Regions from separate parts of the Mus musculus genome. Here all the other regions are linked to region 3. A link is a loop called in an ENCODE intact Hi-C map of the cell type or tissue named here. Cell type or tissue: gastrocnemius. All regions are shown on one strand. Region 1 overlaps Lrrc9 (leucine rich repeat containing 9). Region 2 has its middle 29 kb from the start of Dhrs7. Region 3 has its middle 36 kb from the start of Six6. Region 4 has its middle 15 kb from the start of Pcnx4. Region 5 has its middle 3.5 kb from the start of Gm40441.

What was found. A loop is a pair of places that touch in the nucleus more often than their neighbours do. Peaks named below come from ENCODE experiments on the same cell type or tissue, not always from the same donor. Only the 100,000 strongest peaks of a DNase experiment are listed, where the experiment ranks them.
Region 1: it touches region 3 in a loop (7-fold over the local background); 17 of 42 quality-filtered maps call a loop at or near these places.
Region 2: it touches region 3 in a loop (4-fold over the local background); 13 of 42 quality-filtered maps call a loop at or near these places.
Region 4: a loop joins it to region 3, with 4 times the contacts of the local background. A loop is called at or near these places in 16 of 42 quality-filtered maps.
Region 5: a loop joins it to region 3, with 9 times the contacts of the local background. A loop is called at or near these places in 40 of 42 quality-filtered maps.

The regions. Positions count from the first base shown.
Region 1 is chr12:72,459,998-72,464,997 of GRCm38, forward strand. Lrrc9 (leucine rich repeat containing 9) reads left to right here. Exons shown (of 32, transcript NM_001142728.1): 9 at 1-17; 10 at 794-925; 11 at 3,328-3,504; 12 at 3,839-3,953. Among named protein-coding and RNA genes, the nearest start is that of Lrrc9, 21 kb to the left of the region's middle. In gastrocnemius, a CTCF peak has its summit at 2,056 (motif pointing right); DNase peaks (open chromatin) are centred at 1,380 and 2,066; H3K4me3 peaks cover 276 bases.
Region 2 is chr12:72,691,741-72,696,740 of GRCm38, forward strand. No RefSeq gene overlaps it. Among named protein-coding and RNA genes, the nearest start is that of Dhrs7, 29 kb to the left of the region's middle. In gastrocnemius, CTCF peaks have their summits at 2,393 (motif pointing left) and 3,371 (motif pointing right); DNase peaks (open chromatin) are centred at 2,430, 2,899 and 3,396; H3K4me3 peaks cover 1,103 bases; H3K27ac peaks cover 1,387 bases.
Region 3 is chr12:72,973,874-72,978,873 of GRCm38, forward strand. No RefSeq gene overlaps it. Among named protein-coding and RNA genes, the nearest start is that of Six6, 36 kb to the left of the region's middle. In gastrocnemius, a CTCF peak has its summit at 3,040; a DNase peak (open chromatin) is centred at 3,050; H3K4me3 peaks cover 709 bases; H3K27ac peaks cover 317 bases.
Region 4 is chr12:72,518,878-72,523,877 of GRCm38, forward strand. No RefSeq gene overlaps it. Among named protein-coding and RNA genes, the nearest start is that of Pcnx4, 15 kb to the right of the region's middle. In gastrocnemius, a CTCF peak has its summit at 1,984 (motif pointing left); DNase peaks (open chromatin) are centred at 687 and 1,961.
Region 5 is chr12:72,845,447-72,850,446 of GRCm38, forward strand. No RefSeq gene overlaps it. Among named protein-coding and RNA genes, the nearest start is that of Gm40441, 3.5 kb to the left of the region's middle. In gastrocnemius, a CTCF peak has its summit at 2,556 (motif pointing right); a DNase peak (open chromatin) is centred at 2,497.

The sequences.
Region 1 (5,000 bases), 510 kb before region 3:
AACAAGAAACTGCATGAGTATGTTTGCCGAACTATCTGGTCATTCAGATTGATAACGGGATCAAATAAAATCAGCATGTTGGAGGCCGAGAGTTGAGCTCAGTTCCTTTGATAAATGGGAGAAAGCAGAACATGAACCATGTTGGCACACCCGGTTCCTAGGGCCCCCACCCACTCAAAGCTGGGCTCCGGCTGAAGCCATTTTCAGTTAAGCACAGTGGGCTTCCTCTGATCAGCATGGCGTCACATCTCAGCCTCTGGCTGCAAACTAAAAGCAATTGAGTGCTCCTTAGTTCAGAAATGCAGCACGCAGACCAGACCAGCAAGCACACTACAGTCCTTGCTTGTTGGGGACACTGGGTAAATGGGTTACTAGGGTCTTTGTAATGATCTTAACAGGATTGTAATGTCCATGCCAGATGACCCTCCCACTCGCTAGCTCTTTAGATGGAAGTACTAGTAGTACTGGTGTGGTGCTGAGAATACGTGGGTGTAAGAAGACAAAACGACCTGTCTAGGATTTGGCATCCGTGCTCTTAGATCCGGAAAAGTCTCAGCTTTTCATACTCTGCATGAGGGTAACAAAATCAGAGCTTTTCACTGCTAGAAACAGAATATCTTGTTCTGGATCTAACTGCTAACACTCACGTTACTCCGCCACTGAAAGCAAGAGGTAACTGATTCTCAAATCCATGCTACGTGCATGTTCTACGGCACATGAACGAACAGCTGTGTGCCAATGCTGTGAGTCTCACATCCGATGAACCCCTGCATGTGTGTTTTGTCTCTGGTAGGATTGAAGCGATTTATCGGACTGAAGTAAAACAGAAGAAGAAGACTCACGGCTTACTGACCCCGTTTCTGCTAACTGAGCTGGAGACTGTGGGCAATATCCATTTTGAAGAAGGCACTCAGGCTGATGACTGGTAAACCTGAGCTTTGAGTAGGGCTCCAAAAGTAGTTGTATATTTGATCCTGAGCCAGGTGATCAACTTGCAAAGTGTCTCATTTTCAAAATAGTTTTTAGCAAAATATCCATCTGTTGAAAATTTGCTGTCATACATCTTCTACCTGTACCTTTGTCTCATTGCCTTATCGACATGAGACAAGCCCTGGACACCTCAACGGGGTCACTCAACACCCATTCTTTTTCTTAGCCAGTCAGCAGAAAAAGTATATGGGGAGTTTGTAAATATTTTAAGAAAAAAGTTTATGTCCCACTGCTGTCCTCGCGATGTTTATACAGTTGCTGGGCAGATAGTCCTGGATTCTGAACACTGGCTGAAAGCCAGAACAGAGCAGAAACCAACTGCACAACTGGCCACAGCAGGTTGCCACCGTGGAGGCCTCCTGGCCATCCTGCTGGCCTGTAGTCAAAGGGGAAGCCGTGTGGGAGCTAAGCCGTCAGTGGGAACAAGGCCATTGGGTGGTGGGAGAAGGGGCACAAAGCCAGACTTCAGGCTGCCGGGTTCCCTGTATCACAGCCAGTGGGAAACGATCTGGACAAGATGAGAATGAAACTCGGTTCATTCCAACTTTGTTAGCCAGACCTGTTCTAACTCCTGAGTCTGACACCAGGTGGTTTACTGTCAGCATCTTTAAACAGAACCGTTTGTTACTGTTTCCTTGTGTAATACAAGCTCAGATCCACAAGGAGGCACAATTACATCAACCTACTCCAATGTGCATGTCATTTCTTGCAAGAAAGTGGGTTCTGAAGAGAGACTGCATGTATTAGACTAAGGGCCTACGGAAGGAGCTGCCAAGATCTGGGTCATACATATGACATAGAGGTCATTTGGGCTATCTGTCACCTCCTGCACTGATAAAGCCTTTGGTGGTAAGTCAGGTGCTCTAAGCTAGGAGTTCAGATAGTGGGCTCAGAAATCACCCGTCACAGAAGCCCTCACACCTATGTTACATAAATGGTCACAGGGTAAATGAATCTCATAAAGAATCATTTGCTTCCTTGTTAAATGGTCTCTCTTTCGGTCTTAATCTCCATTCTGTGCAATTTTAAGACAAGACTGTAATTTTATTAGAACAGCCAGATGAGGGCAGCAGAGAGCAGACCAGTCATCGAAAGGACCCGTGATCTAGAGTTTCTCAAAGCTGCCACATCCTCCTCTGGTTCTCAGATCACTTTTCTCCCTGGAAGATCTCTGAGGCTTCAAGAAGGTGCCCTCTGCACTCCTTACCCAAGGCTTCTCTGCTAAGTCTTTATTCTTTAGCATTTGTCATATTTATGGCTTTACATATTATTGAATATCTACCCCCTTTGGAATATAAGCCTTAGGAGAGAGAGGGTGGACACCACCCTTCTCACTATGTGCCCTAACTTAGGTAGTTCTTGGGATAGAGTCAGAGACAATGATATTCCCAAAGAGGACAGGGCCAGTGCTGATGATGAGCCAGGGTATGATTCAGCATGCATTTGAGATGTGGTACAGGCGTGCTAGCGGGTGAAGAGGAGTGGAGACAGCCACTCCTGCCATTTTTAACTACTGGTTGGGGCCAGGTGCTGAGTACTTAGCTTTGAAAGTCCCTTTGCATATTTACTCGAGTGTTTTAGAAACCAGTGGATATTCAAACTGGGTACTACAGCTACATTTGGGTAGAAATGATTATTTGTGTATGAATACATACATGCATATATATATATATACTATATATATATACATACATGCATGCGTACATACATATATCATGCATGGATACAAACATACATACATACATATGTACATGATAGATAAAATCACCTAGGGACAGTGGAAATAAGAGAGCTATAATTCTGGTTCCTGGTGAAAAGCAAGCTTTCCAAGTCTATTGGAGACTGGGGAATAGTTCAGTGACAAAGGACTTCTCTGATTGCAGAAGGTTCTTGGTTCAATCCTTAACACCATAAAAAAAAGTAAAATAAATGAAAATTTAAAAAGAAATTATTTCAAGGAACCGGAGGGGGGGCTGGACAGAAAGAAAAGAAAAGTTGAAGTCATAGCCTGAAGGAAAGTGGCCAGGAATATGTGGTCACACTGAAGCTAATCAAATATTCTTAAGAAGGAAGGACTATTCAGTCAACATCGTTTTTAGGTAGAAGAGGTAGATAATAGATAATAAAAAGAACATTTTACTGTGTTTCAAATTTTAGCATCTTCTGTTGATCAAATATGCCCAGTGGAACAAAAACACAGCTACTGTGATCTGATGAAGTATGTTTAGCCAAAAATATCACAAACTAGGATCTTCAAGGTCTATTTCATACCCTTCAGCGTGTTGAAGGCAATCCACTGTTCTGCTTTTTGTGTGTGTGTCCTGTCTCCCCACGTAGGTTTAACTCCTGCTGTGAACTAATCCTGTCGCGTTTCTGCACCTGGGACTTCAGAGCGTACGGCATCACGGGGGTGAAGGTGAAGCGGGTCATTAAAGTCAACAACCGTATTCTGAGGCTGAAGTTTGAAGAGAAATTCCAAAAGTGTTTGGATCTTGAAGACACACAAGATCCGGAGTAAGAGTCAGTTCTGTTACAAGTAACGGCAAAGGCTGCCTTTGTTTCGTTCTGAGTGGGGAGAGAGAGTATGAACATTCCTGTTTTCAAAGTTCGCCATATGAAAGATGCACCCTGCTAGTAAATGTTTCCTGGTCCTGCGTCTCCCATGGCCGAGATGACTTCATGATTTGTCTAGGGTGAGCCTCTTTCTGAGCGTGGGGTGGGGGCCCTGGAGGTCCTAATGACACTGGAAACAGGAGACTCTCACCAGGGTGCACAGTTAACGTATTGATGGTTAAGCTTTTGTGGCATTACCTCTCACCCTCTTTCTGCCGCTCTTCTTCCTGAGGAGTTACCGGAAGATGCTGGAGTGCCTTTTCTACGTCTTTGATCCCGAAGTGACTGTAAAGAAGAAGCATCTGCTACAGATACTTGAAAGGGGATTCAAAGACAGCGACACAAGCAAGGTAGCTCGCGCTCTCACCCAGAATCCAGCGTGCCTCCCCGTCCCTGCACCACTGTTTACCACAAACTTCTGTTCCTGGTTCCCAGGAAGCATGGTGGCATGGTGGCCGACAGACAGAGTCTTAGGCGTGAAAAGGACAGCACAGGCAGTCCTCCACGGCTCTGTCTGCCTGCCTTGACTTGATTCTTCTTCTTGGAGTCTTTTATTGGTGACTTTGAAATTTCCTTCTTTAATTGGCTCCAAACTCAACATGAACCTCCAGCACTCCTATAAAGAACGAGTTGAAAGCACCCCATTCCCGCGCTTTGGCCGTGCTTTCTAGCTGCCGTCCAGCTTCCTATTTCCGTTTTCTGCCACCATTTCTTTCCTCTCTGCTTCTCCGCCCTCACCTTACTGCTAATTCTGTGTCATTGCTGGGACCCTGAGCTCCAACACATCTAGCCCACTTTCCTGCAGCCTCCTGATGTAGACCAGTGCTGGAGAGTACTGCTTCCCAGGCCACGTCACACAGTGACCCACATAAATGAGAACACTGCTGTGTTCGAACCTGACGCTGCTCTACCCCAATCACTTCCCCTCGGCCTGCTTGCTTTCTCTGTGTTTTGCCGATGACTTTGAACTCCTGACCCTTCCACTTCGACTTCCCACCAACAGTGGAGGAGGGTTCCTCTTTCTCCACATCCTCGCCAGCATCTGCTGTCACCTGAGTTTTTGATCTTTGCCATTCTGACTGGTGTGAGGTGGAATCTCAAGGTTGTTTTGATTTGCATTTCCCTGATGACTAAGGATATTGAACATTTCTTTAGGTACTTCTCGGCCATTCGAGTTTCCTCAGGTGAGAATTCTTTGTTTAGCTCTATCCCCCATTTTTAATAGGGTTATTGGTTCTCTGGAGTCTAACTTCTTGAGTTCTTTGTATATATTGGATATTAGCCCTCTATTGGATATAGGATTGATAAAGATCTTTTCTCAGACTGTGGCTTGCCGTTGTGTCCTGATGACAGTGTCCTTTGCCTTACAGAAGCTTTTCAATTTTATGAGGTCCCAT
Region 2 (5,000 bases), 280 kb before region 3:
TATCACTTAAAGGAAACACATCACGGCTGCCCTTTGTACCCTAGTTTCCGGTGCCACTTTGTCATCTTGCACTTTGTCATCATTATTAAGTAAAACAATTTTTTTACTTATTTGCTTGCTTGATCAATGGGTTGCTCGTGGTGATGTTGGGGATCAAACCAGGAGCAAGTGTTCTATCTCTGAGCACTGAGCTTTGCTCCTAGTCCTAGGTTTTGTTTTCTTTTGTTGAGATGGGGTCTTGCTATGTAGCCTGACCCAGTCATAAATTTGAAATCCTCTGCCTCAGGCTTCCTAATACTGAGAATATATGCATGTAGCAAACACACCCAGTAATATGGGGGATTGAACGTAAGTACTTCAGTACTGTGACAGTTGATCTCATAACCCAGACTGAGTGCAGAATGTATGGTAGCATATACACCATGAAGACACTAGAAGAGACAGTCTATACTCCAGGCTAGGTGGAGCTGGACAGCATGAATTTTATCATACTATTCACAGTGACATGCAATTTGAAATGTATGCAGTGGTGCCAGATTGTGGATGTGGCTCAGCCATAGAGAAATTACTTAGCTTGCACAAAGCCCTAGATTTTATTCCCACCACCCAAAAAGGTTAAAAAATAAAATAAAAATCAATCTATGAATTGCTTATTTGTGATGCTTTCCTTTAAAATTTTCTATCCTCCTTCCTTCCTTCCTTCCTTTTTTTCTTTCTTTCTTTCTTTTTTATTTATTTTTTTTTTTTGAGGCAGGGTTTGTTGTGTATCTCTGCTGTATTGGAGCTCACTCTGAAGACCAGGCTGACCACGAACTCACAGAGATCTACCTGCCTCTGCCTCCCAAGTGCTGGGATTAAAGATGTGTGCCACCACTGTCCAACATCTGTTTAATATTTTCAATCTTAGTTGACTGTGGGTGATTGAAAGCATAGAAAATGAGCCTCGGGCTGGTGAGATGGCTCAGTGGGTAAGAGCACCCGACTGCTCTTCCAAAGGTTCGGAGTTCAAATCCCAGCAACCACATGGTGGCTCACAACCATCTGTAACAAGATCTGACTCCCTCTTCTGGATTGTCTGAAGACAGCTACAGTGTACTTACATATAATAAATAAATGAATCTTTAAAAAAAAAAAAAGAAAAAAAAAAGAAAATGAGCCTCTTTCCAAAGTAAGCCTCTACCTTCCTGGTCCCACTGACTAAGGAGGACTCTGCTAATTAATTTATTAAAGGTCCTTTGCACATGATGAATGGCTTCTCTCTCAGTTCTTCAAGGTTCTTTTTTACTTTTGTCTTTCGGTGTTGAGATATGTCCTGGGCTGACCTCAAAAATACATCTGTAATCCAGGCTGGCTTTGAATTTATGGTCTTCTTACCTCCACTTCCCAAATTGTAAATTACAACTGTGTACCACAGTGTCCAGTGTATGGCTGAAGATCCAACCCAGAGTCTCATACATGCAACGCATACAATGTCAATGCTATGTAAATAGGTGTGATGCTGCATTGTTTAGGGACTAACGCCATGATGGGTAGTGGGAACCAAAAGGCATGCCCAATATGAACACGATTTTTAAAAGGAATATTTTCCATCCACAGCTGATGGACTCCACAGTTGTGAAATCCACACGTGCAAAGCGCCGGCTACCTTGACTGCCTGGGTCCTTACAGAAACAGTTCTGTGTGACAGCAAAAGCCATGATGCTCCTGGCGTGGGGAAGAAGCTAGAGCCAGGAGCCCAAGCGATGTTAACACACTAGAAAGCAAACGGCGCAAGGCATCCGAAGCAGTGGTATATATCAAGAATACCTTACGCTGCTACTAGGGGTAGTAACTTCTTAGTTGATAAAGGGAAGGGAAGGCCAGGGTCGGTGTATTTCCTTGCATGACTCACACTCTGGCCCCAGGTGTTTTCTAGAAAGCGCTGCCAAGGATTTGGAGTAGCTAACTCGGCAATGAGAATGATCAGTGAGGATGGGGTACGGTCCCCTTAAACTTCTCCAGGAGGTCTGTCTACAAAATTATTTTATTTAGCATTCTCTTTCGTAGACTAGTGTTCCCTCAAAGGGAAGCTAACTCTCATCTGTGCCAAATACATCATTTTCTAATGAGAAAGGTGAGGTTCCGAGAGCACGGAAGGATTTTCTGATGGCCACAGTGCCACATGCGGAAGAAGCAAACATGAAAAAGGCAGGTTGTGAAACAAGTATTTAATTTATGTCCCAGGAAAATTGTGACAACCTGTTTGCATCAACCATGTGTTGCTGTGACTCATTGCCCTTGAAATCTTCTCATCTATTTGATTGCTCAACTTTACATTAAAAAAAAATTTTTTTTTCACTACTAAAATTGCCCTTACTGTTGAGGGTTTTAAGGAACAAGTCAGCACTGCCCTCTACTGGTTGGCTTATATTTACTGTTAAATAAGTGGGTCCAAGGTGACGAATAGAATTTTTGAAAATGTTTCTTAATTTCAACGGCGCATACATAGAAACTGGCCAATCCGAGCTGTCTGGGTGTTCTCCTCTGCTGTTCGACTGCTCAAAATAAATTGTTGTTGTTGTTGTTGTTGTTGTTGTTGTTGTTGTTGTTTTTCTTTAAGAGACTCTTTGGCTTCCTGGTTTCCAGGACTACAACTTTGAAAGGTGAATTCAAATGTGTTAATGAAGGAGAGAGACAGAAAGGCAGATGAGACCTAGAAAAGAGAAAGAGAGCGATGGGAGAAATGTCCGGTTAAGTGGGGCTGTTTTTCCACTTTGGCAACCCTAAAAATAAGCGCAGTAAACCTCTCCTTGTGACATCAGCAGCTGTTGTGTTGACCGTGTGTCCGCTCATTCAGCGCACAGGATAACCGTTTAGCTTCTGGAGACAGAATTTCAGCTGTTGGCACTACTGCCCTGCCCGCCTCTCCCACAGTGCCAACGTTATGTTTCCATGAAGGCAGATTAAACTACAGTTTGGATGGGAGTCAGCTGGCCACATGTTACACCCGGCGTGGTAACAGTGTCACAGATGACTAAAGTCCGAGTAAAAGATTGACATTTCAATGCAAGAAAAATAAACAGTAGTAAAAGAAACTACTGTGTACCTCTCCAAAAAAAAAAAAAAAATTAAATTCTGGACTATAAATTACTGTGCCATAAACACCTAGATGCCGTTTTAAAATCTTTCATTATTCTTTAGCTGTTTTATATATGTATACAATGTATCTTGATCGTACCCTCCTCCAATTCCACTCCCATTCCTCCCAAACACCCCACCATATGCCCCTGGAATACTGGCTGAACTTGCTGGTTTGCTCTTGTGCAGACAACTAAATCTGCATCGAGGTGACAGGACAGCTGCTGATGGATGCATGTCCAGCAGGCGGCACCTCACAGCACCCGTCCCCTCCCCTGGCTCTTACATGCTTTTTGCCCCCATTTCTTCAATGCTCGAGGAGCCTCGTGGGGGTTGACAGAAATGTCCCACTCGGAGCTGATCACTCAGTAGTCACTTATCCTAAGCAGGCTGATGAGCTCTGAGTGTCTCACGCTGTCTGCTGCCCTCTGCAGAAAGATGCCTTGCTGCCTAAGGCCGAGAGCAGCACTAACCTAAGAATAGAAACATAAATATTTAGAAGACAGTTTGATGATGTGTCCATTTAGGAAAAAAGGAAAAATGGCAGTAGTAGTTTTGCCCCAGGACCTATGGTCTCCTGAACTATTGACTTTTGAGCAAATTTAGAGTAACAAGTGTGAATTCCTTCCTGTGAAGCAAGCCTCACATCCAACCAGAGAGTAGTTGGTTACGCCTATAACCTCCATGATCTGATAGTATCAGTAGACATACTAGATAGTTTTCTTTCTTTTCTTTTTTTTTAAGATTTATTTATTTATTTAATGTATGTGAGTACACTGTAGCTGTACAGATGTTTGTGAGCCTTCATGTGGTTGTTGGGAATTGAATTTTTAAGACCTCTGCCCGGCTCACTCTGGTCAACTCTGCTCGCTCTGGCCCAAAGATTGATTGATTGATTGATTGATTGATTGATTGATTGATTATATGTAAGTACACTGTAGCTGGCTTCAGATGCACCAGAGGAGGGAGTCAGATCTCATTACCAATGGTTGTGAGCCACCATGTGGTTGCTGGGATTTGAACTCAGGACCTTTAGGAAGAGCAGTCAGTGCTCTTACCTGCTGAGCCATCTCGCCAGCCCACTAGATAGTTTTCTAAGACAAAGTTAATAGAGTTAGCCTTCTTTTCTGAGTTCAATGTTCTCAAACCAGACTCTGCACCCCTTGATCTTGGGAAGAACATGGGCTTTAGTGTCTTTAGTATAGCCTTCTTACCTAGGTAGAGGTAAGAGGTAGAAACAAAAGTGTCAGATTCATATGATGTGGGGAAATTTAAATGAACTAGAATGTCTACTTTCCTTTTTTTTTGTTTTTGTTTTTGTTTTTGTTTTTTTCGAGACAGGGTTTCTCTGTGTAGCCCTGGCTGTCCTGGAACTCACTTTGTTGACCAGGCTGGCCTTGAACTCAGAAATCCGCCTGCCTCTGCCTCCTGAGTGCTGGGATTAAAGGCGTGTGCACCACGCCTGGGGAACATCTACTTTCCTTAACTGGCATACAGCAGAACATTGTTTTCTTCCCTGTCATTCAGGCTCCTGTGATGTTGTGGATGCTAGACAACTGAGCGGCATCATTTCTAAGTAACAAGCCTACGAGTCTCTCCTTCTACACCTTCCTCCTTAACTACCACCACCATCATTCGTCTAGGTGTTCAAGCCAGAAACAAGAACATCAGCCTTTCCCCAGCACACCACCACCATGCTTCCAAAGCTCCTACCTTGTCCTCAGACCCAGTGCCTTCTCCTCTGAACGAGGCTAGATTTCTTGGATCCTCTTAGGTTCAGTTCTTATTCAGCTTGCATGTTCTCAAACAACCCTTTTTACTTCTATCAGAGAACTAATCAAACTGATGGTTTGAGATTTGGAGAGAGAGAGAGACAGAGTAAT
Region 3 (5,000 bases):
ATGATACTGATTCCTACAACGAGGAGAGATCTTACTTCTGAGGTACCTAATCTAAAAATGCACAAACAATTCAAGGAGATTTTGTGACCCAGGTTCCCAAGCCCCAGCCTTAGGTGTTCTGCTGGATATCGCTAGGCTGGGATCAGACACCTGGGATAAAGAAGCGCCCAGGTGATGTCGATGGCACAAGGACCTATGTCCTGTTCTTGTTTCTTTGTCAACTTGGTTATCTGGGAAGAGGAACCTCAATTGAGAAAATGCCTCTATCACTCAAGTCTGTAGGGATTTTTTTTTTAATTAATGATTGCCCTCTGGGGAGACACCATCCCTAGGTAGGTAGGCCTGAGTTGGATAAGAAAACTAGCTGAGTGAGGCGCGAGCCACAAGAGGAATGAGCTCAGGGAGCAACCCATGAGCCGTGGGAGCCAGCCTAGGGCCAGGTGAGCAAATGATCGATCCGATCCATGGGAGTGGGCAGTAAGCAGCCTTCCAATTCAGGTTCCTGCCCAGCTTCCTCAATGGTGGACTGTGATCCATAGGAGCTGTAAGGTTAAATAAACCCTTCCCTCCCCACGTTGCTCTTGGTCTTTTATCTGAGCAAACCAGGGCAGGGAGCACAGAGAGAGAAGGTTAGGTAGGAGATGCGTGCTGTAAGATGCACAAATCCTCAACTCTTGTAAATGGATGCAGAAGGAAAACTTGCCACCAGACAAATAAAAGGTTGTTTGTTTTTAATATAATGTCAACCTAAGACCGTCTTTCTTTTATAATGTCTTCTTAGGATTGGTCTTCCCTCATGAAAGTGCCACCACACTAAATAATTCTCCTCTACATCACCCTGAAATCAGGCTGAAGGTGTTATTAAAGTCATTATAACTTAACTGGCCATTTGCTATCTAGCCAATGGAACTAACCATCATAGATAATTATCTTATAGGAACAAACTGTGGTTTTGTAACAATGGTCTAATTTACTCATTTTGGCTCGTGGACGATATGCGTATATGTTCACGCAAGTGCAAGCACTCCCATGTCATAGCACACACTAGAAGTCAGAGGTTCTCTCCTTTACCTTGTGGGATGTGGGAGTTGAACTCAGGTTACTAGGACTTCAAGCAAGCACCTGTACTCACTAAACACTAATATAAAAGAAACTCATTGACTCAAGACTTTAAACGTTTCTTTAATAAGTCCCGTGTAAGTTGGGGATTAACAGATTCATTTAATTTTTCATAATTCTGTCTTGAGCTCATGGATATGCCAAGTAATAACTTGTAAACTTCAGCAGAAACTGAACACTTAAATTAATATTTAATTTGAGCTCAGAATATGTAAATGCTAATTTATACAGCCCTAAGTCTTACTGAATAGCTGTCTTTATAATGCCAGCTGAATCCTACAATATACAATGCAAAGCAATTGAACACATTAATATTTAACTATTAAGAAGTATGTATTATGTCCACATATTAGCATCATACAAGTCAAGCCTGGTGGTATGATTTTACAATCCTAGCTACTCGGGAAAGTGAGCAAGTTCTAGGACAGTCTAGGCAAATTTGTAACATTCTGTGTCAAAACAAAAAAAGGGGTTAGGGATCTAGCAGGTATGAGATGCTAGGCTCAATACCCATTATCACTCTAAAAAGTCACATATGAATCAATCATACTTACAATTTACTATGTAATAAGAATATATTGCATGGACTTTATGTACTATAATATACCTAAATAATCATGAGCAATCTGCTTAAAAACAAACACTATCATGAGATATTAAGTGACAGTTTTTATGACTTTGGAAGTGAAGAGGTTAGAAGGAGGTGAACACTGAACCCCATGTTCATGCCACTATCCCAAAACAGTATCTTAAAAAACACCTGTTTTAATTTTCTTAGATTTTAGACCGTATAGGTCAGTCTGTCTGTTCGTCCTCCGAGGCCATTCCAAACTTTGAAAGCTAAAACGACCACTGACAGACTAAACTTGCAATTGTGCCCTACTGATCTCACAGTGGATCAGTTAGAAAAGCACACAGAGGCAAAGGCCAGGGCTCGCCTGCCCTGCAAAAGCCAGTTCAAAGCAGCTTCATTTCCAAACGCTGGAGAAACTAAAGCTTTCTAAGGTTAACACCTCACATCCTCTCTGTGTGCCTTAAAGAACTTCGATACATTTTTGTTATCCCTCCTGCTATAAGCTGCCTCCTGCTGGATTCTCTGGAGGAAGAAGATAAAAAAGGGGGCCTTCAGAAAAAGGCAGTGCTCTTCCTGTTCAGGAGGATGTGGGATGTGGCGGAAGTAAGAGGAAAACACACATTCCCGTCCTACCTGGCTGCCGAGCTAACTCATCCTCCCTGGGGCTGCTCCTGGCAATCCTGTGCTCCTGGGCAGCATCCAACGAGCACCCCCTCCCCCAGTAGAAACAACTACCACTTTAAGGAGCTCATGCCCTCCCAACTTGGGTTCTGTTCAAAGTGTTAAAGAGTCCCCAGGTGTACATTTTAACATGGGATCTGCATTTCCCCCGTCCCCTGGTCTTTTGAAACATCCATAAACACCTAATAACTTTTCTTACCAGAAATACTGCTTCGATTGTATTTTAAAAAGAAAAAAGAAAGAAAGAAAGAAAAAAAAACCGTAAACTGCAATTCAGCGCCTGAGAACAGCCCCTCCCACCTCCACTCCAGTCTTCCCAACCCCCCTTCGCCTCCCCCAACCCCACCCTCCCATCCCCAGCAAAGGAGATTCCAAAAGTTCGTTAGGCCATCCCAAACCACAAAATAAAAACTCAGGGGATTTAAATAGTAAATACCATATTTTCCAAGAACGCCTGAATACCTTTAAGTAAAAATTATCTATTCCCCCAGTAAGATAGGAGGTGGAACTCCGGAGAGGGAGTTCTTTTCAGTCAGATGTAAATACACGCAAAGCACGGAGAGGGAGAGGGCTAAGAAAACAGCTTTTCAGTTCAAACGCAAAGATAACAGGACGCCAGGATCTTCGGGTGACCGCAGCCCTTACAGCAGAGCAGCAGCACCACCTGGCGTACAAGAAAGCTCTCTGCTCTGTTTTCTTCTGGCTAGGCAGCCTGTCTCCACAGCTCAGAGACACTGTCACAGGGCCCCAGCTGCAAGACAGTCAGTCTCCTCACTGACCCTGTTGTGATCGTTGTGGTCGCTGGCCCACCGATCCTGTTGTGAGTGACTGGTCTCTGGCCCACCTGTTGACAGCAATCTCTTTCGGACAAGAGCCCATCTTCCATCTTGTTATGAGTACCCCAGCCTGCAGCATGGAACTTGGCAAACGATAGAGATTCAGAAATGGCTCACAAATGAAAGATTCGGTTAAATGTTCAGTTGGGGGAAACAAATCACTCCTACTACCAATACCAAATGTTTCCCATCAACTAACTCTGCAGGTTAAATTGTAGACGTTTAGAATTCAGTTAAATCCAAGAAATTAAACAAGCTTTGAGCTATAAAAGTGCACTGAAGTGACTGGAAATGCCAGTGGAAAATACAGTACTCACAACTGGCTTATCTGAAATAAGTAAAAATTCCTTAACTAGGAAACCCAAGTCCTAACATGCAAAGCAATTCATCAGAATTATGGTACAAATTCCCACAAATCACACTTAAATCACATCTGAAATGCTAGGACCAATGCAAGATACTTAAAAATTTGTCTGATAGGGCTGGCGAGATGGCTCAGTGGGTAAGAGCACTGACTGCTCTTCCAAAGGTCCTGTGTTCAAATCCCAGCAACCACATGGTGGCTCACAACCACCCGTAATGAGATCTGACACCCTCTTCTGGTGTGTCTGAAATCAGCTACAGTGTACTTATGTATAATAATAAATAAATCTTTGGGCTAGAGCAAGTAGAGTAGACTAGAAGGAACGGGCTGACCGGAATGAGCAGAGGTCCTAAAAATTCAATTCCCAACAATCACATGAAGGCTCACAACCATCTGTACAGCTACAGTGTACTCACATACATTAAATAAATAAAGAAATAAATAAACAAATAAATAAATCTTTTTTTTTTAAATATGCCTGATAGACTAAATGCATCGCAGCCAATGCATGGGCATCCTTCATCTGTCAACAACCACAGCAGCAAACTTTCAAGAAGGCTTTCAAGAACAGCCTCTCCATCCAAAACTTATGAATTCCAAGGCCAGAGAACAGTATGACTAATTGTAACTAAAATAAAAACCAGCTGCTTGAAGCACGCCAGTAAGCACACATAAAATGCTGAGAGCCGTGCTCTGTGTTGTGTGGGGCTAGAGCAAGGTACAGAATGGTACCTTGGAAGCAGAGGTAAGTTTAAACCAGCTGCAGCCTGTGCCCAGGGAAGACTCTATGCTACTAATGTCTCACTACAAACTGTCAAGGGCGAGAAGAATTCCTGGTGGGATTCCATGGCAGAAGTCACACTGGTCATATCTTTTTCAAGGAACCAACTCCTGAAACAATGTCACCAAAAGGCTGGAAACATGATTTGTCTATTTCCTCATGGATGGAAATTAGTTTTTAGCTGTTTAGTACCCATCATCTATGAATTACATGAGAAAACACACAAAGTGGCCCTTCATGCTTCTAACGTTATTATTGCTTGCTTTCTTTCTTAAATGTGCCAGGTAAATGTTAGAGAACAGATACTTTTGTAACTTCAGGAGAAACATATCAAAACACTAATGTTAAAACTTAAAAGCAAGCCAGGCCTAGTGACACTCACTTTTAATTGCAGTACCTCAAGAGATAGAGCCAGGCAGATCTCTGTGACTTCAAGGACAGCCTGGTCTATATAATAAGTTCCAAGACAGCCAGAACTACATAGAGAGACCCTGTCTTGAAAAAAGAAAGAAAGAAAAAAAACTCATAGATAAAAATTTAAAAGGAACTCTCTGGTAGTTAAATTCTGTTTGGAATTGAGGATGGTTTTTGTTGTTGTTGTTGTTGTTTTAATTCACACACACACACACACATACACACACACAC
Region 4 (5,000 bases), 450 kb before region 3:
ATCTATATGCATTTATGTGGATACATAAAAAAAACTATCTTATATAATTATAGTAAATTCTCACAACCTTATGATCATCATAGTTATGGTGAACTTCTTCCACTCAAAAAGATGGCAATCTCTATCAATGGCAAAGCTGCAAGGGTACAGTTATAGAAACTTGAAACTAGATGCCATGCAGTACATACAGAACATGGAAGTATTAATAACAAATGGTTTTCATTAGTTGAAAAAAGTTGTATGTATTTTTAAATATCCCTTAAATGTATTAATATGCTTTATGGCTTTAATCAATTTAATATCACTATAAAGGGATCTGAAGGGATAATAAATTCTATAATTTAAAGCTGTTAAATACATGAAAAAGATGAATCATAATCTTAATTTACCCATCACCAGCAACTTGGAAACATAACTATACTAAGAATTAGCTATTTACCAATTAGTGGTTTGGGCTGAAAGAGAAAACCCACTTTATATACATATTAGATAGCTTCCTCTGCAGAAAGAGTGAAAAATGAGCTTTGAGACTGAGAGCTTGAGGAGCCGAGTGGCAAGCTCAAGATTACGTTGTTCATTAATTAATTAGGTTGCCAGTGCCTTTCACGCTGTCCCAGGCACACTGCTTACTGCACGAGCGAGCCGAGCACTCCTGGCCCTGACAGCACTGGCTGCCATCAGGCAGAACTGGACCTGTCTCTGCCCCCATGCATTCTAACCTGTCTGCATTGAAAGCCCCGGGAAAATGGCCAAACTTAGGCCCCCTACCAAACCCTTTACAGTGCTTAAGAAGAGCATCTGAACCTCTCAACTTCCCTAACGGCATGGAGCCTGCCTTCCCACTACGGTCCTGCTGGTAGCAAGTTTCATAAAGGAACGGAATTTAAATGTTAGGAAGACAGCTGTGCAGTCCACCAAGTGGCATAAATGCTACAGTGGCTGGGACAGGAGCAGTAGTGATCTATCAGTCTGAATAAAGACTCCATTTCATTATTAACGTAAGCAAACCCTGGCTCAGTAGACAGCAAAACTCTTCTGTTGTGTCTGATTTCCCCAGACTGATTCTTCAGACTTTTTGTTTGAAAGTCTACCCCTGTTCTGTGAGTCATCTTTGGGACTGCCAGTCACGCAGCCTACAGTTGGGATGTGGACTTAGGGAGTGGTTTCTTTAGTTTATGTTCTTCGTGACAATTGATAAGTGGGAGGGTGTGACACAGGCCTCTGGCGGCCACTTGCCTGCCAGCGGAAGAGCCTTCAAAGGGTAAGGCAATGAAAACAAGGTGATATTATTGACTAATATTTGAGTCTCCAGATGATGTCTCAAGACATCCTCTGACTTCCCAGTAAGACAACCAGTATGTTCCTTTGGGGCAATAAAATTGCTGTCATTTGCAACCAACAAGTGATTCCGAACCTCAGTCTAAGGTAAGAAGGGTGGTATCGCTTTTATTCTGAATAATTTATAAATTTATTCTGAGTAAATTATAGTGATTTAGAGAATATTGATTATGAAGAGTGTGAGATAAATTTATAAAATATGTTACTCTAAAGAGCAAAGAAAATACAACCCCTCTTAGGGTTAAAAGGATGAGAAAAGAAACTTACGAGAATATAAAAATAACATCCCCAAAACAGACCCATAGGCACAAGAGCCATACAAGAGTTTTATGTTTAATAAAATAACTTTATGATAAGGAAAGCAAGAACTGAATGTTCTATGTGATATTTTTAAGAGTGACATGGCATAGAGTCTAAACAACACTGTAGTGTAAATCAAAGACCTGGGATAGACAGGCCTGTTGTTATGAATTTATACAATCTTTACTTCTCTGGACCTCCAGTTTCCCACCGTTCATGAAAGTGTCTTTATGTCTACAGAGTTGTGAGTGAGCACTCAAAACAAAGCTCACTGCAATCTCACAGCCACACTTCTTTACCACTACCTGCTGACACTTCTGCTCTCTGCTGCCACCTAGGGGCCAAGGAAAAGAAAGGCGCAGAAAAGACTCAAGGAATACAGATTTTTAAAATCACAAGTTTCACTTTTAAATAGAAGATAATTTGGTGACATTTAAGATTCTTTATCAAGCTGCTCTGTGGATTCAATATTTAATTGTACTGTGCTTTTATTTTGTAAGATAGATGCCTTTTTATTTCTAACACAGAAAAAGACATCCTATCCCCTTAGTCCTTTCTAAAACTTTTTTTTTCATATAAAATTTTTTCATTTTATTTTATTTATTTTAAGTTTTTCTTTCTTTTCACTTTCATTTCTTTTTATTTATTTATTTATTTTAGGTATTTTCCTCATTTATATTTCCAATGCTATCCCAAAAGTCCCCCATACCCTCCCCCACCCACTCCCCCTTTTTGGCCCTGGCGTTCCCCTGTACTGAGGCATATAAAGTTTGCGTGTCCAATGGGCCTCTCTTTCCAGTGATGGCCGACTAGGCCATCTTTTGATACATATGCAGCTAGAGTCAAGAGATCCGGGGTACTGGTTAGTTCATAATGTTGTTCCACCTATAGGGTTGCAGATCCCTTTAGCTCCTTGGGTACTTTCTCTAGCTCCTTCATTGGGAGCCCTGTGATCCATCCATTAGCTGACTGTGAGCATCCACTTCTGTGTTTGCTAGGCCCCGGCATAGTCTCACAAGAGACAGCTACATCTGGGTCCTTTCACCAAAATCTTGCTAATGTATGCAATGGTGTCAGCATTTGGAAGCTGATTATGGGATGGATCTCTGGATATGGCAGTCTTTAGATGGTCCATCCTTTCGTTACAGCTCCAAACTTTGTGTCTGTAACTCCTTCCATGGGTGTTTTGTTCCCAATTCTAAGAAGGGGCAAAGTGTCCACACTTTGGTCTTCGTTCTTCTTGAGTTTCATGCGTTTAGCAAATTGTATCTTATATCTTGGGTATCCTAAGTTTCTGGGCTAATATCCACTTACCTGTGAGTACATATTGTGTGAGTTCCTTTGTGATTGGGTTACCTCACTCAGGATGATGCCCTCCAGGTCCATCCATTTGCCTAGGAATTTCATAAATATATTCTTTTTAATAGCTGAGTAGTACTCCATTGTGTAAATGTACCACATTTTCTGTATCCATTCCTCTGTTGAGGGGCATCTGGGTTCTTTCCAGCTTCTGGCTATTATAAATAAGGCTGCTATGAACATAGTGGAGCATGTGTCCTTCTTACCGGTTGGGACATCTTCTGGATATATGCCCAGGAGAGGTATTGCGGGATCCTCCGGTAGTACTATGTCCAATTTTCTGAGGAACTGCCAGACTGATTTCCAGAGTGGTTGTACAAGCTTGCAATCCCACCAACAATGGAGGAGTGCTCCTCTTTCTCCACATCCTCGCCAGCATCTGCTGTTACCTGAATTTTTGATCTTAGCCATTCTGACTGGTGTGAGGTGGAATCTCAGGGTTGTTTTGATTTGAATTTTCCTGATGATTAAGGATGTTGAACATTTTTTCAGGTGCTTCTCAGCCATTCGGTATTCCTCAGGTGAGAATTCTTTGTTCAGCTCTGAGCCCCATTTTTTAATGGGGTTAATTGATTTTCTGGAGTCCACCTTCTTGAGTTCTTTTATATATTGGATATTAGTCCCATATCTGGTTAAGGATAGGTAAAGATCCTTTCTCAATCTGTTGGTGGTCTTTTTGTCTTATTGACGGTGTCTTTTGCCTTGCAGAAGCTTTGCAACTTTATGAGGTCCCATTTATCAATTCTCGATCTTACAGCACAAGCCATTGCTGTTCTATTCAGGAATTTTTCACCTGTACCCATATCTTTGAGGATTTTCCCTTAGAAACTTTTGCAATAAAATATATAGAGCAATTATTTGTTTGTTTGTTTATTAGATTTATTTATTTATTCTATGTATGTGAGAACAATGCAGCTGTCTTCAGACACACCAAAAGAGGGCATCAGATCCCATTACAGATGGTTGTGAGCCACCGTGTGGTTGTTAGGAATTGAACGCAGGACCTCTGGAAGAGCAGTCAGTGCTCTTAACTGCTGAGCCATCTCTTCAGCCCCACTTCTTTTATTTTTATATGCATTATATATAATTTACGTGTTATTTAATGATGCATGTATGTGTATTTTGAGATAGGATCTCAAGTAGCCTAGGCTGACCTCCAACTCCTTAGGCAGAGGATGACCTGAATCTCTGCTCCAGGCACCTCTATTTCCTGAGTACTAGGATTACAAGTCAATGTATGCTACTGTGTCTGGTTTATAGAACCCAGGTCCTCTTGAGTGCAAAGTAAGCACTCGGCCAACCAAGCTGCACCTCTCGTCCCACCTTAGCCACTTTGTTGGTGTAGGTTGTGGTGAGGAAGACATGCAGTTTATCATTTTAAACTATACTAATGTGCAGTTCATTTTCAGCCACCATCATCATCATCATTCATCGTTAAAGTCATTTTATCTTGAAAACTTCAAAACCTTGTTCTTCCCATTAAATAGCCTCCCTGTCCTCTATCCAAGGTACCTGTCGTTTTGCTATTGTCTTTATGGCTCTGACTACTATAAGTAACTCATATTCGTATAATTATGCCAGTATGATAAACTGTGAGTGGAGTATTTCACAGACATGCCTTTAGGCTTATTCATGTTGCAGTATGTGTCACACTTGTCTACCCACTTAAAGATGACTAAGAATCCACTGTGTGTATACACCACACTTGGTTTAACAACTCCTTCACCTTTGTGCTATTTTAAGTGACCTTTCTATGAACATATGTGAACATATGTGTACAAGCATCCACTTGAATCCTTCTTTTCACTTCTGCTGGGTACTAGATCATATGGTAGTTCTAATTTATTTTTTAAAGAGCCACCATACTTTCCGCAGCAGCTATACCACTTTCCATTCCCACAGCAACACGCAAAAAGACTGTTATACATTAGAATAGCTTGCTCTATCAAAATAAAACGTGATGCTTAGAAAACAGACATAAAATGAGTGTTCAAAGTAGCATC
Region 5 (5,000 bases), 130 kb before region 3:
GACGCACGCGTGCGCGCACACACACACACACACACACCCCAAACACACAAATAAATATAAGCAGCCCAGAACACCACAATAAATATCATTTTGCTATGCAGGCTACCTCACTTTAAAGCTAATTTTTCTTGCATTGTATTAAAAACAAAACAAAGATACCTTTTTGGGTTTAACTGTGGAAATCTCAATACAATAGTTTTCTCTCTCTGAACTCACTTCTGCCTACAGAAGGAAACAACAGAATAAAGTTGATTTCAGTCATTGCTTTTTTGATTATTTTTTCTTTCTTTCTTTCTTTCTTTCTTTCTTTCTTTCTTTCTTTCTTTCTTTCTTTCTTTCTTTCTTTCTTTCTTTCTTCCTCCTCCTCCTCCTCTTTGAGCAGAAGTAGGACTTTTAATCCAGGCACTCAGTTTAGTACTTGTCAATCACATTTTCTTCCTAATTAAATTTACCTGGAGTTCATTTTAAAGAAAATAATTTGTTCACTCAAAAGTGGTTGCATATTTATACTGCAATTACGTTACAAACCCTACCAATGGGGCCCCCCTCCGGAGATTCAGCAAAGACAAGCAAATGCCACCGAAGCCTCCAGATTTCAGAGCAATTAAGCCGGGCAGTGCAGGTGTGTGAAACACCTGCTTCCCTCCGGCCCCTGCCGGCCGGCCCCGGCCACCCCTCATCTGTTGATGAAAATAATTAACTTACCCTATTAGAAGAAAAGCCCAGGACTGCTAAAGGCAGCAAGTCCCCTTGTCCCTTCCTCAGATGAAGTGGGAGAACCTGCTTCCTGGGTGGTCTACAGACAGGTCAGGGAGGAAAAGTTTTCTTTAAGAAAAGGCGGGGAGGCATTGTCCCCGACTAGGGAATGCACAGCCAGCTTAAGGTCAGAATTGTTCCCTTTGTGACAGCGATTGCTCAGGGGTGTGAAAACCCACATTTTAAGGATATTTCTGTTAATAAACAAAGCATTTGAGAAGGATGTAATTTCGTTAGACCTGCCTTTTGTGAATGCTTGAAATTTTCCCTTAATCCCAATAGCAAGATCCCTCATACGGTTATTGTGGGAGAAATTTGAAAAAGAAAATGGGCTAGACTATAGATGGAAATTGAGAAATTGTTTTAAAAAAATGTCAGGTGTCAGTCTGATGACCTTCCACCTTTCTGTAGCATGCTTGTTTCTCTAGGTGCCACTGAAGCCACTGCTGGCACTCCCCAGCAGAAGGGTAGGGAGGAGACTTAGTCTTTGTCATTACTGGCGCCGGCCCTCTCCACCCAAAGCACAAAGGTAGAAATCTTCACGATGCTTAGTTGGAACATGTGTTTCGAAAGATGTAAGGTTGGCACAGGCTCGGAGACTGCTGAAGGTAGGAAACTGGTTCCTATTTAAGTAAATAAACAAGCATCAAACACCTCTCTCTGTCTCTCTCTCTGTCTCTCTCTCTCTGTCTTTCTGTCTCTCTCTTTCTCTGTGTATGTGTGTCTGCGCTCTCGAGCACGTGTGTGCCAGCACATGTGTGTGAGTGTGGTACCCACATAAGAAAAAAATCTTCCTCTATTGGTCTCTACCTCATCTTTTGATGCAGAATCTCCCTGAGGCCAGAGCTCACCATTTAGACTACACTGGCTGCCCAGGAAGCCCCTGGCACTTGCTTGCCACCTCCTCCCCCAAAACCACCAGCAATGTACATATCATCTGCCCCAGCTTTTTCATGGGTCCTGGGGATCAGAACTCAAACCTGAAGCCTTGGGCAGCTTTACCCACTGAACTCTTTTCTTTCTTCCTTTCCTTCCTTCTTTCTTTCATTTTTTAAACAAAGATTTATTTATTTTTTATTTATATGACTACACTGCAGCTGTCTTCAGACACACACTAGAATAGTGCACCGGACCCTATGTAGTTGCTGAGAATTGAACTCAGGACCTCTGGCAGAGCAGTCGGTGCTCTTAACCACTGAGCCATCTCTCCAGCCCTCTATTTTCTTTTATAAAGATAATCTAAAGTCATTGGTCCAGTTAGACTCTGAACTTGCATAAAAGCTCTGTGACAATGACCTCTGAAATACAGATTGAGGAGGCCAACAAACTGACTATGGCACCCTGTCAGTTCTACCTGTAATTCTGACCAAAGAGTTCCTCGTAGTACTAGATGGTGTAAAAGGCGTCTTTCCCTTGGAGGTAAGACAGATTTCTTAACAACTGTCCTAGAGATAAGGCCACTAAAGTATGCACAGAGGTAGCTGCAGTGAGTAGTTCCGAAGTGAGGATGGGGGAAGCCTCTCAGACCAGCAGAGGAAAAAGGGTTACATTGGGTCTCTTCATATGTGCGTGCATGAGCAAGAGCACACACACTCATGCGTGTGCACACATGCACGCACACACACACTCCCAACCCCCACTTCCTCTTCAGGCTCGATGATGCCAGGTCTATCTCTATTTCCATGACCCTGAACCACATGGGTTGCTGCCACCATCGCCTTACCACAAACCCGGGTTGAGGTCTGATATCTTTGAAAATGGGGAGAACTTCTAAGAGCTGCATTATTTTCAATAGCCAGCAGGTGGCAGAGCAAACCTTGTTCCCAAATCCACTCGCAGGTTTTTCAAGTTACTTCAAAAGTAACTGTTGAAAATTTCAGTCAGGTCAGATAAATTTAGTAGTCAATGTTTCATTAAAATATCTGCAATAATAATAGTTAATATGAAGACAACTAACTCAATTCTGTCTATAGCATAACTGGCATTTTCTATCCCTTAGGAATCTAATACAGCTGCAAAGATTTGGGGTTTTCTTTTTGTTTTCAACTTCCATTTTCTTCTCATTGTGCTAGTCGGTTGGAAAGAAATGCTGGCCCTTTCTCTACTGGGATTCATTTCGCATTAAGCAGGTCTGTTTCTGAGAGCTGGATGTGGCCGAGGAGGTTCAGGGGAATTTATAAGAATGATGCTGATTGGGAAATGGGGCTTTCCTGGATCCTCCTAACCCGGTGCCCTGGGGAGCTAAGACCTGCTTCCCCAGGGTCTATCCAGCAAGGGGGTGGGGGTGGGGGGAAGGCCAACAGAGAAGGCGTCTTCATCAGAGCCCTCCCCTCTGCGGCTTTCATTATAGTGCCCTGGTGTGATGGCTCTTAAACCTTGGTGTTCTCAAGTTCTTTAGTCTGGTGTTTTCTTCATCTGCCTTCATACTTTCCTGTATCGTGGCAGACACCACAGATTATTAAAAGGGTTTCCTAGCCAAGCATTTGCAGAACTGTTTAATTTTACATATGAACGCTATACCCATACATATATTCTCATTTCCATATATGCACGCATAGTCTCTGCATACACATCTGTAGGAGGGTCAAACCTTGTCACAGTGAATTTCATTGCTTGCAGTACTCAACTCTGTTATTTTAGAATTCTGCTGCTTCAAATATATTGTAACTAAACAAAAGGAGCTGGCTTATAAGAAGAAAGACCTAAATGTGCCATCTATTTCCTATCACTTAGATCTTAGGAACTAAGGATTTTTTTTTAACTTGAAATTATACCCTACAATCCAAGATCTGATACTTACCACATGTTTTGGGTATTCATACATTCATTAAGGTAAAGGCACACTGAAAGCTTGTGTTACTACGTATTTAGAGATGACTTATCTCTTTTCAGAAAGAGACTTCAAAAAGACCTGCAGGCTATAAGCTATACATCCTTCACAGAGTTACAAGTATTTTCAACAGCTTATCTCCCAAAGCTTAGTTAAACAATGTATCAATAGTTAATAGTCCTAGAATTACATAATATCTTTGGCAAACTGACCAACTAAATCTGGTAAAGGTAAGGTTAGCTGTTTGCCTGTGCCTTTTTCAGTTCAAGAACTGGGTTTATTTAGCATCTCAAATCCTGCTACAACAAAGTTCCCTCTTAAGTGGACTCAAGGGAGCCAAACAGTGCATGCACATCTTCCAGGAACACAACAAGCATGCTGATGGTAGTTTTAGACGTCATTTATCAGGCAGGAGTTAAGAGCCTTTATTGCTCTTGCAGAGGACCCAGGTTCAGCTCCCAGCACCCAAACAGTGGTTCATAATCAGCTATAACTGGGGTCCCATGCTTTCTTCTGGCCTCTGTGAGCACCAGGCACCCATGTTACTACATACATTCAGGCAAAACACTTATACAATAGAAATAAACAAATCTTTTAAAAAGAAGTTATTTACCTTTCCTTGACTTTGTCGGTTCCATCTCATAACCATGCAAATGTGTGTGTGTGTGTGTGCTCATTTTCTCTATGGACAAGGACACACACACACACCTTACACAATCTTTTCCAATGTCATTGGTGTGGCCAAGGGTGTATGTGTGTGATTGGGTATAGATAACCAATAGACTTAAGTAAAACTTGCATTGTAAATGTGCACTTGCTGTTTTCCTTTTCCAACATGATGCGATTCTTCATTTTTTGAAATGAGGATTGAAAGTTTTTCTTGTTTCATTTGTAAAGCCCAGAGGCCAGCGCCGGGTGTGGGGTGCGGGGTGCCGGGTGCAGGGTGCACACTAACAGATCCCCAGCATGTTTCCAACCTGTTCTCACTGTTTTGTGTTGTGCTGTCTGTCATGAACTTGGTGTCACTTTCTGTTTTGTGTGAAACCTATGCAGTACATTCATTGGGTCTCAGTGCCAGCCCTGGCGCTTCTTTTTAACCCTGGCATGTATGGGTTCGTTTAGAGAAACATGGCCGCAACAAAACAGCAGAGATGTGTCTGGATGTTATTCGTGGGGAAACGGGTTTCTATTTGTGGTGCATTTCAGGGCCTCCCGTGGGGCTCTTTAAAAAGCCTGTTGCTCTTTTTCCACTGAAGTGTCACCTCTGTCCTGAATATCACAGTGATAACCAGAAGGGCAATCGTTAAGAATCATCTCCGTTAATGATTACAGGATTTTGTTTCACCATCTAGCACCGGCAGAATTTAAAGGTGCTGTTTATAGAACTGGAGAAAATTAAAATAGCAAAATAGAG